Linked DNA regions of Homo sapiens: region 1 is linked to region 2. A link is an interaction called in ENCODE POLR2A ChIA-PET data of the cell type or tissue named here. Cell type or tissue: PC-9. All regions are shown on one strand. Links, peaks and the distances in the headings refer to the core of each region. The heading gives the core; the rest is flanking DNA. Region 1 overlaps NMNAT2 (nicotinamide nucleotide adenylyltransferase 2). Region 2 overlaps SMG7-AS1 (SMG7 antisense RNA 1).

The links. Peaks named below come from ENCODE experiments on the same cell type or tissue, not always from the same donor. Only the 100,000 strongest peaks of a DNase experiment are listed, where the experiment ranks them.
Region 1: POLR2A ChIA-PET joins it to region 2 with 6 read pairs; 5 of 35 experiments call an interaction of 5 or more read pairs at or near these places.

The regions. Positions count from the first base shown.
Region 1 is chr1:183,408,700-183,416,726 of GRCh38, reverse strand. All of the region lies in intron 1 of NMNAT2 (nicotinamide nucleotide adenylyltransferase 2), which reads left to right. Among named protein-coding and RNA genes, the nearest start is that of NMNAT2, 5.7 kb to the left of the region's middle. In PC-9, for the core only: no CTCF peak of the experiment used is centred there; a DNase peak (open chromatin) is centred at 5,496; H3K27ac peaks cover 1,809 bases.
Region 2 is chr1:183,457,248-183,467,297 of GRCh38, reverse strand. SMG7-AS1 (SMG7 antisense RNA 1) reads left to right here. Exons shown (of 5, transcript NR_040063.1): 4 at 5,337-5,532; 5 at 5,630-6,424. It overlaps LOC105371646 (a long non-coding RNA gene), which reads right to left. Exons shown (of 4, transcript XR_922351.2): 3 at 9,768-9,847; 4 at 4,415-5,255. Among named protein-coding and RNA genes, the nearest start is that of SMG7-AS1, 9.7 kb to the left of the region's middle. In PC-9, for the core only: no CTCF peak of the experiment used is centred there; a DNase peak (open chromatin) is centred at 5,677; H3K4me3 peaks cover 1,090 bases; H3K27ac peaks cover 2,500 bases.

The sequences.
Region 1 (8,027 bases), core at 4,374-6,873, 51 kb after region 2:
TATAGAACTACTTTGAGCAAAGGGCAAATCGGGTAGGCATATCTACACGATAGAAGGAGGGAGGCTGAGAGATAGCCATCCCTTCTTCACCATTCCTTCAGCTTTCAAAAGTCTTTTATTAAGAACCAATGCCAACTTGCCTGTTAAATAAGGACTTCTGTTCCAGCATCAGGGTAGACAAGAGCATGTCATCAGTCTTCTAAGGACTATCAGTGCCCTAAGAACACTCCACTTTCACTTTCCTTTGATGCTGGTGTCTTCATCCCTTTCCTTCTTTTCCTGTCTGTCCATATGTCCTCTAGCACTTTATGTTGATGCGCTTTACTCCTCTCCCTTGACCAGGCAATGATGGGTTTTCCTTTGGAACCAAGAGAAAGGAGGAGTAGGGAAGAGCCATTGGGCTGGGGATGAAACTCTGTGGCTCTAAGAATCTTTGATGACCCAGCAGGTACTGCTCCTTTCTTCCTGAAGCTAGGAAATCCCAGTTGTTTTAGATTACAAGAGAAACAGATTTGGATTGAGAACCAAAGATTCTGTCTTGTAGCTGAAGATTCTTTGTTAACAGTAATAAAGGCTTTTGTTAAGCGAATGCTGACCTGCCAATTCTCCATGAGCTTCAAGGATAGACTATGTGGAAATAGACCTGAGTTGCAGTGGAAGGGTTTAGATATAGAAAGGTGAAAGGAGACTTTTGGCAGTAACGATTATTTACTTAGTATAAGAACTGAGGACCAGGGCAGAATGTGAACAAAGTCCTTTGCATGTCCATTAAAGTATAATTCAGAGAGTAATACAAAAAAAGGATATAATATGTTCACTCACTATGGCTTTAAGGAGTTTATTACCTAATGAAGAATTTAGCACATAAACAGGTGAAAATGAGGCAAGAATAAGAACACAAAATACACATTCAACTATTTTTGGTAGAATGTCTTATTGGAATCTTTGAGCTCTGGATAAATTTTATAATTTATTTTTGTAGAGCAGTTCTGGTTAACAAAGCCATTTCATCTATGTTATGTTACTTATTCCTGTTAAAAACCTTATAAGAAAAACATTATTACCCTTATTTTACAAATGAGAAACTGACAGAAGCCAAGTGACTTATGAACACACATGGAGAATGGGTGGCACTGAGACTTGAGCCTCATGTTCCTGATTCCTCTTGCAGAGGCCTTCATACTGCAACAAAGGCTGGAGGAAGTGCCCGCTCATCTTCTGACTGCATAATTCCATGAACACTCTATTTTCATGAACCATAAACTAAGAGAATTAAACTGGCCATCAACTAAGTGAGATTCATATATGTGCTTTTCCTTAAGATCTTTGTCTCATGTCTAAAGAAACCAGTTATTTATGAACTATTTCCTCCTTTTAAATTGCTTTAAAAATTTTCTCTGTGACAACACGGAAATAATTAATACAACTAAATTATCAAACTTTTGGCCAGGTGTGGTGGCTCACTCCTACAATCCCAGCACTTTGGGAGGTGAAGATGGACATTAACACATGAGCTCAGGAGTTTGAGACCAGACTTGGCAACATGGTGAAACCCCATCTCTACAAAAAATATAAAAATTAGCCAGGTATGGTGTTGCATGCCTGTAGTCCCAGCTACTGTGGAGGCTGAGGTGGGAGGATGGCTGAGGTGGAAGCCTGGGAGGCAGAGGTTGCAGTATGCCAAGATAGCACACTGCACTCTATTCTAGGTAATACAGCCAGACTCTGCCTTAAAAATTTTTTTTCAAGCTTTCTTTAAGGTGACTGAAATTTGTAATAATTTTTTTTTAAAAAACAGACACAAACAAGACTTTGAAATTAGGCATTTTAAATAGAGCTCCTATATCCTGAAATTCAATTTCTTATCAAAGGAAAAAGAGAGACTGTAAACAAAAAGAGAAGTGACATTCAAAACTCACTCTTCATCTTTGTAAAGTAGCACTTGTACAATTCTCAATATTTGTAAATATTTTTAGAATGAACTTTTCTTTTACTCTGAAAGGGAAGTTGATATTATTTCTCCTATTTGAAACTATAGAAACATACAGGAAAAAATAGTATTTGTGAGAGATATTTGACACTTGTATACTCAACTGTAACTAAAATGCTTTCAGGGATGAGTAAAAGTTTTTGGCAAAGTAAACTCATAAATGAGTGATGTCATATCTCATGGGTCTGCCTCATTACATAAGAAGATAATGTGGAATTGGAAGTTTTAAAAAATGTAACTGCTTAGTTTTTAACTATGTAGAGATTATAATTTAATGTAGCTTTCTTTACATTTATAGCTATATTTGTCAATAAATCTACCACTGGGAAGTCAGAGAGCAAGTTTAAATAGAAAAGTAAGAAAGGACAGCTCAGATTATTTTGGCTATATAAACAAAAACAGAGGAATTGGGGAATTTCATCACAGCAGAAATATTTCTAGCTATTTTTTGTATTTTTTTCTATTTTAATTTGTAGATATAGGGTCTTGCTCTGTTGCCCAGGCTGTAGAGCAGCAGCAGGGTCATGGCTTCCTGCAGCCTCAAACTCCTGTTTCTGCTAGCTGCAGTTTAAATCCATGACTCCAAAAACTATTATCTTTTCACTGCGCTCTGATATTGTCTCCAAAAATTACCAAAGTCTAGCATCTTTCCTCCTTTTAAGCCAGTCAGAGGTCTAATGCCTGACAGAGAGGAATAACCAGGTTGCAAGGAGTCATTCATTCAGGTCGGGTGGTTAATATCAGGGAGAGCTTTCTGAAATAAGCTTCAGTGAGAACAATTGGAATTGGAAACTTATGGCAGCCGCTGTTTTTGAAAATTAATATTTCTAGGCCGGGCGCGGTGGCTCATGCCTGTAATCCCAGCACTTTGGGAGGCCGAGGCGGGCGGATCACGAGGTCAGGAGATCGAGACCATCCTGGCGAACACGGTGAAACCCCATCTCTACTAAAAACACAAAAAAATTAGCTGGGCGTGGTTGCGGGCGCCTGTAGTCCCAGCTACTCAGGAGGCTGAGGCAGGAGAATGGCGCGAACCCGGAAGGCGGAGCTTGCAGTGAGCCGAGATCGCGCCACTGCACTCCAGCTTGGGCGACAGAGCGAGACTCCGTCTCAAAAAAAAAAAAAAAAAAAAAAGAAAGAAAAGAAAATTAATATTTCTTTAGAAAAATCATATTTCTTCGAAAAGACCCACAATACTGATAACTCAAATGGCACAAGATCTACTATAATCATTTTCCAAGTACCCCAGCCTGTGGCATAGTAGAGTCTCATGCTTAGGCTGGGTGCATGCTCACAGCCACCACCGTGCTCTCCAGCAGTAGTCCCTCCACCAGCATCCAGGAGAATGTGACCAAAAACAGGAGGACATGGTGCCTGTAGTCCTAACTACACAGGAGGCTGAGGTGAAAGGTCCGCTTGAGCCCAGAAAAAGAATTGAATTTGGTCATTTCTGGCTGTGACCAAGGCCATCCTCCTGGTATTGGCTCCCTCCTCCCTTTACATCTTCCAGTGTCTCCATGATTTGTAAACTCTGCAGCAAAGGCAAATATTACGACCACTACTAGTATCATCATCTTCCCCATTATCATCCTAATCATGAAGCCACTTTATTTGAACTTCTTTAAACCATACTGCCATTAAGCTATTTTTTCTTAAATTTAATGCATAATTCTCTTTAGCATTATACAAGTGAGCCAGCCAGGAAAATTCTTATAATCATGGCAATAAGAGGTTAAGAGGAGGAAGTAGCAAAGGAGCAAGACTCTGAGGCTAACCCCTGGAAGTGATGGCAGCTAAATAGCATTCTTTTTCTGTTTTTCCTCCTACATCAAATTGCCTCCACATGAATAGACATGCTGCAACATATTGACCTCATTTAATATTTACCAGGCAGTAGAAGAGATAGTAAAGCATATTCCCTAGATAAGACTAAATGCTTATAGTTTTATTCTTGTTTCAGTTTCTTAGGCCAAAAACCTTGGACTAATGCTTAATTATTCCCTGTTTTGGACACACTATTTATGTCCAAATGTTTTGGAATCTCTTTATCTTCAAAATATAACTAAGACCAACAACCTCTCTCCATCTACATCCCTGGTGCAAACCACTGTTAACTTTCATTTGAATTATTGCAATAGCTTCTTAACTGGTCTCTCTGCTTCCACTCTTGGTTGCAACACTCATTTCTTAACAAATTATCAGAGCGATCCTTTTGGCCGGGCATGGTGGCTCACACCTCTAATCCCAGCACTTTGGGAGGCCAAGGCAGGTGGGTCATGAGGTCAGGAGATCGAGACCATCCTGGCTAACAAGGTGAAACCCCATCTCTACTAAAAATACAAAAAATTAGCCGGGCGTGGTGGCACATGCCTGTAGTCCCAGCTACTTGGGAGGCTGAGGCAGGAGAATCACTTGAACCCGGGAGGCGGAGGTTGCAGTGAGCTGAGATTGCACCACTGCACTCCAGCCTGGGAGACAGAGCGAGACTCCGTCTCAATAAACAAACAAACAAAAAAACAGAGTGATCCTTTCAAAATGTAAGCCAAATCTAAGTCAGATCATGTTGCTCCTTTGCTCCAAATCCTCCAGAGCTCCGTATCTCTGTCAATCAAAGTCAAAGTCATCATCATGGCCTACAGGCCTCCATGATCAGCCACTCTGCCCCCCACCTCCACCCTAACGCATCTCTTCCACTTCATTCTTAGCTAACCCCATGGAACATCTTTGCTTTGGCCTTAGAGTCTTTGTGCTGAATGTTCCCTTTGCTGGGAATGCCCTTCCCCACCTAGCCCATGTCTCATTCGCTCCCCTCCTCCAATTCTTTACTCAAATGTAACCTTCTCCTCATTGTCCACTTGGCAGAACCTACTCCCCTGATCACATAATTTAAAATTGCACCTCACACACTCCCAGTCCCTGTTATTCTGCTCTACTTATATCTTTTCCCCTTCGTACTTATCACCTTTAAACAAAGCATGTTATTTCTTGTTTTCTTATGCTTATTATTCAATGCCTGTCTCCCCAGCTAGAGCTCCTCAAGAGCAGAGATCTTTGTTTACTCTGCTCATTAATGTATCTCAGGCTCCTAGGACAGTGCCTGGCATACAGTGAGTGCTCATTAAACATTTGTTGAGGCCAGGTGCGGTGGCTCAGGCCTGTAATCCCAGCAATTTGGGAGGCTGAAGCAAGCAGATCACTTGAGGTCAGGAGTTTCAGAGCAGTCTGCAATATGGGGAAACCCTGTCTCTACTAAAAATTCCAAAAAATTTGCCAGGCCTGGTGGTGCATGCCTGTAATCCTAGCTACTCAGGAGGCTGAGGTGGGACGGTCAGAGGTGGAGGTTGCAGTGAGCCAAGATCGCACCACTGCACTCCAGTCTGGGTGACAGAGTGAGACTCCATCTTAAAAAAAAATGTTTATTGAATGAGTAATGAGTGAGATATTAGATTCCTCATCTCAAGTCTATGGTAGACTTACTGCCAGGAATGATAGAGTCAGGAAGGCTCTATGGCTATTGATGATCTCTAGAGGAGATAACAAACTAAACAAAGCAATTGAGGTGAAAAGTGTTACAAAAGAGGTGAGAATGAGGTAAAGTGGGAACATGGAGGAAGTTACCACTCTGGACATGGTAGATGGGCCATTAGAGCAGGTGTTAGTGAGAGTTTGAGCTTGAAAGTTGAAGCTGCCAAGTGGACAGAATAGAGAAAGGCATTCTTGGCTGGGCGTGGTGGCTCACACCTGTAATCCCAGCACTTTGGGAGGCCAAGATGGGAGGATTGCTTGAGCCCAGGATTTGGAGACCAGCCTGGAATTTATAATGAGACCCCATCTCTACAAAAATTTAAAAAATTAGCTGGGTGTGTTGGCATGTGGCTGTAGTCCCAGCTACTTGGGAGGCTGAGATGGAGGGATCACTTGAGCCCAGAAGTTCAAGACCAGACTGGGCAACAAAGCAAGACTTCATCTCTTAAAAAAAAAAAAGGAAATTAAAAAAAAGAGAGAGAGAATGGCATTCTGGGAAGAGAGCAGGATATGTATGGAAGCCTCAACAGCATGGCGCATTAAGGAATTTCTAGGGAACTTGCTAGAGTGCAGGTGAGCACAGGGAAGGACAGATGAGAGAGCCAGAAAACAGGTTGGAAGGGGGGCAGTGCCAAGCAGTTCAGATCTGACCCAGCATTTTTTTTAGTGGGCCTCGAAAGGTGATGGGCAAAGGAGTACATGGCAGATGTTGGACCTGCATCCCAAATGTCAGTGTTCCCTTTGTTAGCAGTTCAGTAGGGAGCTGCCATTGTGATTTTATCTAAACATTTTAAAGTTATTATTTCTGTATCACTCTTTGAAGTGGATTTTTTCTTTTTCTTTCTTTTCATGATTTTATTTATTTATTTTTTATTTATTTTTATTTTTTGAGATGGAGTCTCACTCTGCCGCCCAGGCTAGAGTGCAGTGGCTCTGTCTCAGCTCACTGCAACCTCCACCTCCCGGGTTAAAGTGATTCTCATGCCTCAGCCTCCAGAGTAGCTGGGACTACAGGCACCCGCCATCATGCCCGGCTATTTTTTTTTTTTTTTTTGGTATTATTTTTGTAGAGACAGGATTTCACCATGTTGGCCCAGCTGGTCTTGAACTCCTGACCTCAGGTGATCCGCCTGCCTCAGCCTCCCAAAGTGCTGAGATTGCAGGGGTGTGCCACCATGCCCAGCCACGATTTTATTATTTTCTGAAATGGAACCATTGTACATTGTATAAAGTATATCTGTTGAGGAAATACATAAGTGAGAAATTCTATTGCTGTACAACCCACCAAAATAACAACAAACAAGCAAAAAATTCACCCCCCTGATAGGTTGTTCTTGCCTAGGATCTAGATTTTACTGTGCTTCACTGGAATGCCCTTGTTGCTCAAGTATTCTCAGATTTGGTGAACTCAGTTCACCCTAGTTTTATCTTCCATGATTTTGTTGGATTTGAATATGTGCCTGCTTTCTTCTCCACAGGCTTAATTGTCTGAAAAGTAAGCACTGTAGAGATCCTGTCTTTTGACACTTGTTTTTAGCACTAATCCTGGAGGTCTTGATCAAGACCTATTTCTATTCTTATAAAACTATGGTTCTGGCTGGGCACAGTGGCTCACACCTGTAATCTCAGCACTTTGGGAGGCCGAGGTGGGAGGATCACTTGAGGCCAAGGGTTCGAGACCAGCCTGGGCAGCATAGGGAGATCCCATCTCTACAGAAAATTTAAAAATTAGCCAGGTGTGGTGGTGTGCATCTGCAGTCCCAGCTACTCTGGAGGCTGAGGTGGGAGGATGGCTTGAGCCCATGAGGTTGAGGCTGCAGTGAGTCATGATCATGCCACTGTGCTCTAGCCTGGGTGAAAGAGAGAGACTCTGTCTCAAGAAAACAAAAACAAAAATATATCATTCTCCATGACTATTGAAATTATTTACCATTTAAAAAACTCAATAAAGTGACACTATGGTAAGGGGTTGGGTTTTCTGATGCTTTATTTAAAATTTAATTTAATTTTTTTTTAATTTTTAGAGACATGGTCTCACTTTGTTGCCCTGTCTGGCCTCAAATTCCTAGGCTAAAGTGATCCTCCTGTCTCAGCCTCCCAAAGTGCTAGGATTACAAGTGTGAGCCACCGTGCCCACCAATGCTTTATTCTTCAACATTTTTCCAACCCTTCATCTTAGTACCCACAGAGAGGTGAAACACTTCCTCCATGGAGCACTGAGATGAAACTACATCCATGACTATTCATATTCCTTTTCAAATATTTATGTGTGGATAAATATTTAGCAGTGCATAGCTCATCACATCAACTACAAGATCTTTAAAAGAAGACTTTTTTTAAAAAAAGAGACATGTCATTCGTTTTAAATTAAAATTAAGACAATAAATATTGTACATATAAATTCAAGCCATAATTGCTTCATTTTCCATGAACCAATCTTGCTAAGCACCATTTAAAAATTATTTACTTGTTATACCCCAGGGAATCAAAATTTATAGATATTATATCAGGT
Region 2 (10,050 bases), core at 4,296-6,795:
AGTTGCCATATTTTTCTTAAAACACCCAACTAAAATAACATAATCTTTTAATATTTTCTAGTTTCTACTTTCCTAACTTTTATCAGGTAGATAGTAATTTGGAGCACTAAGAATGTGATACTGATATTCATTGTCATAAATCTGTTCTTCAAAACCATGGGAAACATGTACATGCATGTACACATGCACACACTGATATGGTTTGGCCCTATGTCCCTGCCCAAATCTGATCTCTATTTATAATCCCCACATGTTGACGGAGGGACCTGTAATCCCCACGTGTCCAGGGAGGGAGGTGATTGGATCATGGGGGTGGTTTCCCCCATGCTGTTCTCATGAGTGAGTGAGTTCTCACAAGATCTTATGTTTTTGTAAGTGTTTGGAACTTCCTCCTTTGTTTGTCTCTCCCTGCTGCCTTGTAAAGAAGGTCCATTTTTCCCCTTCCACCATGATTGTAAGTTTCCTGAGGCCTCCCCAACTATATGGAACTGTGAGTCAATTAAACCCCCTTTGCTTATAAATTACCCAGTCTCGGGTAGTATCTTTATAGCAGTGTGAAAACGAAATAACACACACCTTCCTCTTTTCCCTGACATTATTATTGTACCAATTCAATTGGCAATTCAAGTTAAAATGTGATAAAGATGAAAAGCAAAGAAACTTAGGACTTAGGTCCATCACTTCAAGGCATACTAAGAATATGCATCCAAGCACTTTTTTGCTTTGCTTAACAATCCCAGGGTCTTTTCTATTCTCAGAAAACTTTTACATATCAAAAACCTGGATAGTTTGTTCCATATATGTAAAAGTTCTTTCTTTTCTTTTTCTTTTTCTTTCTTTCTTTCTTTTTTTTTTTTTTTTTTTTTGAGACAGGGTCTTGCTCTGTTGCCCAGGCTGGAGTATAGTGGCATGATCACAGCTCACTGCAGCCTCAACCCCCGGGCTCAAGTAATTCCCCTGCCTCAGCCTCTCGAGTAGCTAGGACTACAGGCTTCCCTCACGATGCCCAGCTAATTTTTTTATTTTTTGTAGAAACAGCAGTCTCCCTATGTTGCCCAGGCTGGTCTCAAACTCCTGGGCTCAAGAACCTCCAGCCTTGGCTTCCCAAAGTAATGGGATTACAGGTGAGCCACCTCACCTGGTCATATTTGTTAAAATTCTTAATATTAGCCTGGCACAGTGGCAGGTGCCTATAATCTCAGCTACTCAGGAGGCTGAGCCAGGTGGATCACTTGAGCCAAGGAGTTTGGGGCCAGCCTGGGCAACATAGCAAGGCTCCATCTTAAAAACAATTCTTAATATTGTTGGGTTAAGATGTAAGAACACATTCTGGAACAAATTAAATAGTAAATTAATGTGTACGTATATTCCACATTTTAGCTATGTTAAGCTTTTTAAAAAGTTTTTTCCCCTGGCTTTAAGTCTCCATTGCTTTTCCATTACCCTTAGGATAAAGTTTCCAATCCTTATGATGACCTCTGTTCTGGTCTCTGCCTGCCTCTTCTCTGACAACCCTCCCCACCCCCTGGTATCACCACTCTAGCTATAGTGACCTTCTGCTAGGTCCTTGAATAAGCAGTGTTCTTTTCTTCTCGGAGCCTTTAGATAAGTTGTTCCCTCTATCTGGGTAATTCTTCTCCGCAGACTACTCTTATGTCTACCTATGCTTTAAGCCTAAATCTGAACTTCTTTGGACGAGCTTTCTCTACTTTCCAACCCCCAACCATTAGGCTAAGTTAGCTAAACTGGTTATATGTTCCCATAGCACTCTGCCCTTCTTTTTCATGGCATTTGTAAGTCTTTCATATTTGTAAATCTTTGTTTAATGTCTGTTACCTCCAATTGTAAGCTCTGTAAGAGTAGATGCTGTGCCTATTTTGCTTACTCTTGTATTATCACTTCCCTAGCAGAACACCAGATACAAGGAATGCTCAATAAATGTTCATTAAGTCAAGGAATTAAAAAACAAAAACCAAATTAATAGAAATTTGGGAGCTGGGCACAATGGCTCACACCTGTAATCTCAGCACTTTGGGAGGCCAAGGTGGAAGATTGCTTCAGCCCAGGAATTCGAGACCAGCCTGGGCAACATAGTGAGACCCCATCTCTAAAACAAAAAAAAAATTGGACCACGTATTCTTTAGAAGTAATCCTAAAGCAGTAAGAAAATAATTTTATTGGGCCTTCAACTAATCTCGGTAATTGAAATTGCTATTACATTTAACAAGATTAAAGTTGTAATTAAATGAAATATTTAAGCAATGAGTAAAATGCACAGTTATAAGATGAAGGATAACTCATCAGTTATCTCACAACAGCATCTCAGACTTTGATGTAGAAAAAGTCTTCAACGTCCAAATTATTTTTATTTAACTTTATGTTTTTAAATTTGAGATTAGGTGCAGTTAATTCTTTCATTATGTGGCAGGAGAGGGTGCTAGGGAAGGATGGCAAAAGAGAAGAGAGGCTATCAGCTAATTAGAATGTAATACAAAAAGTTACCTTTAAAATTTCGGAAAGAAAATTGGATCAGGGTGTAGAATGGAAAGCTCAGTGGTCTCTATTTTTCACCAGAGAAGTGTTTATAAATTCTAGCATTATTATTGTTAATTTTTTTGCCTGTAATGGGATAGGGCTAAGTAAACTGAATGTAGGATTTTAAGGAAAGGGCTATATCCAATTTCAAAGTAAATGTGATAATTATGTTTCTGGAGGCAGGTTCTGAATTCAATTCAATTAAATAAGGCATGTAACATATGTAAGCAGCCTGGCACTTAGTAGACACTCAACGAATGCTCTTACTTTATATAAAGGGTGAATAAGAACTGCATACACACTCTAATTAATGTAGGTTAAATGCACCTTTAAAAACAAATACAAACTGCTGTAGAGGTACACAGCATACTGCCTCAAAACTATATGACCAGTTTTATCATATGACCCTTCCTTCCTTCCTTCCTTCTTCTCTTTCTTTCTTTCTCTGTCTTTTCTTTCTTGCCCTGCCCTGCCCTCTCCTCCCCTCCCCTTCCCTCCCTTCCCCTTCCCTCTTCCCTCCCCTCCCCTCTCTTTTCTTTTCTTTACTTTTTTTCACTTTTCTTCCTCTCCTCTCTCCTCTCCTCTCCTTTCCTTTCTTTTTGACAGGGTCTCACTCTGTTGCCCAGGCAGGAGTGCAGTGGTGCAATCACGGCTCACTACAGCCTCAACCTCCTGGGCTCAAGTGATTCTCCCACCTCAAGCTCCCAAGTAGCTGGACTACAGGCATGTACCAGCATGCCCAGCTAAATTTTCTTTATTTTTGAGGTCTCACTGTGTCTGCCAGGCTGGTCATGAACTCCTGACCTCAAGTGATAAGTGATCCTCCCACCTCAGCCTCCCAGTGTGCTGGGGTTACAGGTGTGAGCCACCATGCCTGGCCAGTATAAATTCTTTAATCTATTTGTGAAGGATATCTCAGTTCATTAGCTGTTTTGTATTTGAATGAAATGAGAGCCAAGATCTGGTTCAAAGCTAAAGAGGATAAGGAGGCTTCTACGGAGCAAAACCAGCTGTTTATGCTTTCCCCTGCCCTCTTTCAAACTAACACCTCTGGAATGGCTTTGACTTGCATGCTGTTTCACTCTCGTGCTCTCTCAACCATTGGCTATAATGTTCCCATTATGGTCCTCCAAGTCATCCATTTCTTTGTCCAAGAGGACATGAATAGTTTTAATTTTTGTTGTTGTTGTTGTTGTTGTTTTGTTGTTGTTTTGAGACAGGGTCTCTCACTATCACCCAGGCTGTAGCGTAGTGGCATAATCACAGCTCACTGCAGCCTCAACCTGCCAGGCTCAAGCCATTCTCCCACCTCAACCTCCTGAGTACCTGGGGCTACAGGCACATGTCACCACGCCTGGCTAATTTTTGTATTTTTAGTAGAGATGGAGTTTCTTCATGTTTCTCAGGCTGGTTTTGAACTCCTGGGCTCAAGCAATCCACCTGCCTTAACCTCCCAAAGTGCTGGGATTACAGGCATGAGTCAATGCACCCCACCAGTTTTAGTTCTTTAACAATGTTCCTGTGGGTAAGACCAGGACTAGAGGGCATGCCAAATAACTGGAATGCCAACATTTCCAAAATACAGGCAGCAGTGGCCTAGATGTTACAGAAGGTTACCAGCTGTAGAAAGAAGCTGAAATTAATTTTCTCTAAGTATTTGAGGAACAGTCAAATTTCAGCATGAAAGCACTGTAGGAATGTTAGGTAGAATTGAGTTTAGTATCTATAGAGCATGTTCAATTGATGATGATCAATTCCCATCTTTCTCTGCTTTTTCAAGACAAATCTATATCGAAACTAAAATTTTACTTCTGGGAATCTTAATCTTGGTGTATCCTGCTACTATGGAGAAGTTTGATGAGCTGTGGATCCTCTAGAATTTTAGTATTTAGTAATTTATTCAGTCTTTCAGTCTTTTCATAAATAGAATTTTCATTGTATCAGGTCATATGCTAGTCATTAGGGTGAAAATGGTGAACAAACAGTCCTGCTCTCAGAGCTTAAGTTTAAAAGACAGTTAAGTAAAAGGGAAGTTATATTATAGAGTGACAAATGCCGTGGTAGAGGTCTTTGGAACCATTCCACTTGAGATCGAGTACAGGCATGCAATCAGATAATCCACGTAAGTGTCCCAGTCAACTGTAAAGTCCTTCAGAATGAGATTTTGCATAGTTTACTTGTTCACATTCTATTTCCCAGCAGGAAAAGGAATACATACAGCTCATCTACCAGAAAAGTGATGGAAAACCATGGCTAAAAGTATACTAAATTATGCCTGAAAGATACAAAACTATAGATGTAAAGTGCAACTATGAAATAGAATTACATAGAAAATGGTCATACATATAATAAAATGTTAATAGCAGCTATTTCTGAGGTAGACTACTTACGGTTGGCTTTAATTTCATACATTTTTCAACATTTTCTGCCAACCAAAAAGCAAAGTTGAGTTTATTATGGTTATTGTTGTTTTGGTGGTGGTTAGCATTGTTTTTAAAGAATGCCTGAACTTCTATATTATAGGAGTCTGAAAGTAACATTAGACATTGAAAAGGAAGCACATTAAAGATAAGTGTAGGGCCGGGAGCAGTGGCTCACGCCTGTAATCCCAGCTACTTGGGAGGCTGAAGCAGAAGAATTACTTGAATCCGGGAGGTGGAGGTTGTAGTGAGCCGAGATTGCGCCACTGCACTCCAGCCTGGGCAACAGAGTGAGACTGTCTAAAGGAAAAAAAAGAAAGAAAAAAGATAAGTGTAATAGCTTTTCACAACTGATGATTGAAAAAAACAATCTTGTTACAGGCAATTCCTATGGCTCTAATGCAGTATCAGGCACTAATACTTATGTATGAGCAAAAATTGATGAGGATGATCATGTTTTAATACACCAGTACAGACCAAAATGCCTCTTTGGTAATTTTCAGATCTACTTCTGGGAACCGTCACAGCCTGAGAAAGATGGCATGCCCTGAATGGAATTCACAGAGAATTATTTTAAGTAAAAGAAGTTTAAAGTTATATCTTAATTTGTCTTTATTTGCCATTTTGCCTTTTCTTACCTTTAAAATTATTTTCTGCCCCTCCCTCAACTCTAGGTCATGCTACTGGCCCCGCCCAGTTATGTAACAACTTGCATTTCCTCAATTCTCTGGAATGTGGCCAGTCAGGAACTTCCACATTTGGTTTTTTTTTTTTCCCCCATTTGTGGGTAAGAAAGTAAAAGAGGCAGGAAAACTGAATTGAGAAAGAAGAAAGAATAGGGGAAGAGAGAAAGAAAAAAGAAAACCATGAAGCCTGGAAGAGGAGAAAGAAGAGATAGATGAGCAAAGAAGCACATTGCCTGGTGGTAGTAATAGTTGTCAGACACCCATCTATTATAATCTGTTTTCCATGGGAGATTTTAAGAAGAGGCTAGATCCCCAGTCTGTCTTAAAATCAAGAAAAGGGACTCTGTTGCCTCTAAAGTATACTTCCAGACTCAGCAATCTCTAAATTCTGAGTGGGGCATCCCTAGTTTTGCTGCCTAAAATCTATGACAGTTGGAAATGATTCCATTTAAGATCCAGTTCAAGAAGCTATACACCCTGAGGAACTTTATATTGCCATTTAGAGGACCGATATTCTCCAGATTGCTTGAGCCCAGGAGTTTGAGACCAGCCTGGGCAACATGGCAAAACTCCATCTCTACCAAAAAAAAAAAAAAAACAAAATTAGCTGGGCATGGTGGTACACATCTGTAGAACCAGCTACTCTGGAGGCTGAGCTGAGAGAACCCCTTGAGCCTAGGAGATGGAGGTTGCTGTGAGCCAAGATCGTGCCACTGCACTCAAGCCTGGGTGACAGAGCCAGACCCTATCTCATAAATAAATAAATGTCAATATTCTCCAAAACAGATTGTATCATTTGAATTTGGACTTTGTGTACACTTGATACTACACTTAATCTTTGCCAAAAAGCCGAGAAGCAATGGACTTTGGGTACAAGGTGGAATATCACTCTACTCTCACCCATTTTAGTATGAGTGAAAATACCATTTAAAACAAAACAAAACAAAACAAAATAAGGTAGTCCAGACAGTTGTAAACTACTGTATATTCTGCAGAAAGTCCTCTTTTACCCCTCAGGTAAGCTTCAGATAGATAGCCAGAAACCTTTGAACTAAATCTAATAATCTCGTGTAAATTTTCATTTTCTCCTCTTTTTTTTTTTTGAGACGGATCTTGCTCTGTCATGCAGGCTGGAGTGCAGTGAGGTAATCTCAGTTCACTGCAACCTCTGCCTCCAGGATCCAAGCAATTCTCATGCCTCAGCCTCCCAAGTAGCTGGGATTACTGGTGCATGCCACCATGCCCAGTTCATTTTTTTGTATCTTTAGTGGAGACAGGGTTTCACCGTGTTGGCTAGGCTGGTCTCAAACTCCTGACCTCAAGTGATCTGCCCACCTTGGCCTCCCAAAGTGCTGGAATTACAGGCATGAGTCACCACACCCATTTGGTAGTACTAATTATGTTTTCTTTACCCAAATTATCTTTTACCTTGAATTTAATGATATTAAAAATCTTTTTTCATTCTACCACTTTAACCTCATGTTTTTTGGGGTTTTTTTGTTTTGTTTTTTTTTTTGTTTATGTTTTTTTTTTTGAGACAGGGTCTTACTGTGTTGCTGGGCTGGAGTGTAGTGCAGTGGCATGATCATGGCCCATTGCATCCTTGATCTCCTGGGATCAAGCAATCCTCCCACCTCAGCCTCTTGAGTAGCTGGGACCACAAGTGTGCACCACCACACCCAGCTAATTTTTTTATTTTGTGTAGAGATGGGGTTTCACCATGTTGCCCAGGCTGGTCTCAAACTCCTGGGCTCAAACAATCCACCCGCCTCAACTTCCCAAAGTGCTGGGATTACATGGGTGAGCCACCGTGCCCAGCCTAATCTCATCTTTAATTCATTATACTGCTATGGTTCTAGTGGTACTTAACAAATGTGTGACTATAGAAATTCCTTAAATGGAAATATAATGACAGAACTGGGTGATTTATTGGATGGGAAGGAATCAAGAAGACTCTCAGGTTTCTGCTTGAGAAATGGATGAAAATAGAAAATGTAAGAGAGAAGGAACAGGTTTGGAGAGGTGTATGGGATGTGGAGATAATGAATTTATTTTGGACATGCTGAACTACATTTGTCTGGGGTTGAGAAAACTTGTGTATCTGGAGAACATGAGAGAAATCTGTACTAGAGTTGTAGCTTTGGGAGTCATCAGCAGTTAGATAGTAATTAAAGCTACTTGTGTGGTTTTTAGAAAGCTTGCCTACAAAATGAATGAAAGATAGTTTTGTCTTATAAAGAGGTGGGAGACTTCAGCAGGAAAACATCCGATATAGAAAAATCAGGGATAGAGGCCAGCCAGGCATGGTGGCTCATGCTTGTAATCCCAGCACTTTGGGAGGCGGAAGCTGGAGGATCACTTAAGCCCAAGAGTTTAAGACCCACATGGGCAACAAAGCAAGACCCTCGTCTCCATAAAAAATAAAATAGGCCGGGTACGGTGGCTCAACACCTGTAATCCCAGCACTTTGGGAGGCCGAGGTGGGCAGATCACCTGAGGTCAAGAGTTTGAGACCAGCCTGGCCAACATGGTGAAACCCCATCTCTACTAAAAATACAAAAAAATTAGCTGGCTGTGGTGGTGCACACCTGTAGTCCCAGCTACTTGGGGAGGCTGAGGCAGGAGAGTCGCTTGAACCCAGGAGGTGGAGGTTGCAGTGAGCCAAGATCATGCCACTGCACTCCAGCCTGGGTGACAGAGGGAGACTCCATCTTAAAAATAAAATAAAATAAAATAACTTGGGCATGGTGGCATGCACCTATAGTCCCAGCTACTGGGAAGGCTGAGGTGGGACGATCTCTTGAGCCCAGGAATTCGAGGCTACAGTGAGCTATGATCATGCTACTGTACTCCAGCCTGGGAGACAGAGCAAGACTCTGTCTCAAAAAAAAAAAAAAGAGGGAGAGAGAGAGGTAGATAAGAGTGAGGCCTCTGGGGAAATGAGAAAAAGTAGATTCCAGAACATAAATGCAGAGAGGAAAATCTCTTCTCTGGTAGAATAATAATGAGATGTAATTGTGGGGTTTTCCTCCACACACCTTTTCTTACACCCCTTCCCTACTGGATTTCAAAACTTAAGGTTACAAAAATGCATAGACTTTGAAAAAATTTAGGATAAAGACTAATTTAAGAGCAAGAGTTTCAGTACCAGAATATATTGTTTTAATGTCTCTAATTGTCGTATACATTAAGTCAGTGAGGAGAGCAAGAAACAGGGGGTTTTATACTCTGCCTCTACCTGAGCCAGAAGCCCTGTGATTTAGAGATTCCAAATAGATTTCTGGCATTTGAGAATACAAGAAGCCTGAATCCATATTACTAAGGAAAGCCAAAAAAGGTAGCAAGACCAGAGTTCCCCACATCCAGAATGTCATGGGAAAATGGTCAAAATGGTTTTGTGGAGCTCACACTTTGAATTTCTACATCTTCTCCAAGAACTTCAATAATAAAATTTAATTAAAAATTAAAAGACATCTCTGGGTTCATTAACAAAACAATCATCTCTGGGCATCAAAATGAAAGACCAGCCAGGCACAGTGGCTCATGCCTGTAATCTCAGCACTTTGGGAGGTCGAGGCAGGTGGATCACCTGAGGTCAGGAGTTCGAAACCAGCCTAGCCAACATGGAGAAACCCTGTCTCTACAAAAATTCAAAAATTAGCCGGGTGTGAGGGCACACACCTATAATCCCAGCTACTGGGTAGGCTGAGGCAGGAGAATCGCTTGAACCCAGGAGGCGGAGGTTGCAGTGAGCCAAGATTGCACCACTGCACTCCAGCCTGGCCGACAGAGTGAGACTGCATCTTAAAAAAAAAAAAAAAAAAAAAAGACCAACACAACTGGTTTAGTGGGGGCTACAGCTACAGCCTCGATGATCTTCTGAGTATGGAAGCTGGTAGAAGTTTTCTAGGAGTTTGAATCCTTCCCAGTAGTGGAGATCAAAGGCACCCCAAACATGGTAGGGCACCTTAGTCAGGTTCATTGTGAAACTGAAATTTGGGAAAAACTGTGACTTCTACCCTGGGCTAGAGTTTAAAAAACAAAGCAAACAGAAAACAACAAAAACTGCTTAGTTATGGTGGTGAAAGGAAACAAACTAGCACACACAAGACTTAGGCTAACCTACCTTGAGGCTCAGGAGGCAGAACTGAAGGACACATCCTGAGACACATAGCCAGGGGGTCTCAGGTCTACATGGACGCAACGCTAAAACAGGAAACCAACGGAATAAGTTAAAAAAAAGGAAAAACTATCACTCTAGATGACCTGCAAATTACAATTTGTACACAAGGAAAACAATACTAAAAACATCTGCCAACTTTCAATTTAGTTTCTGTTTAATTGATCTGTGAATTTCTAAAAAGACATATTTAAATTTTCCAATATAGCACCTGGGCTTGGTGGCATGG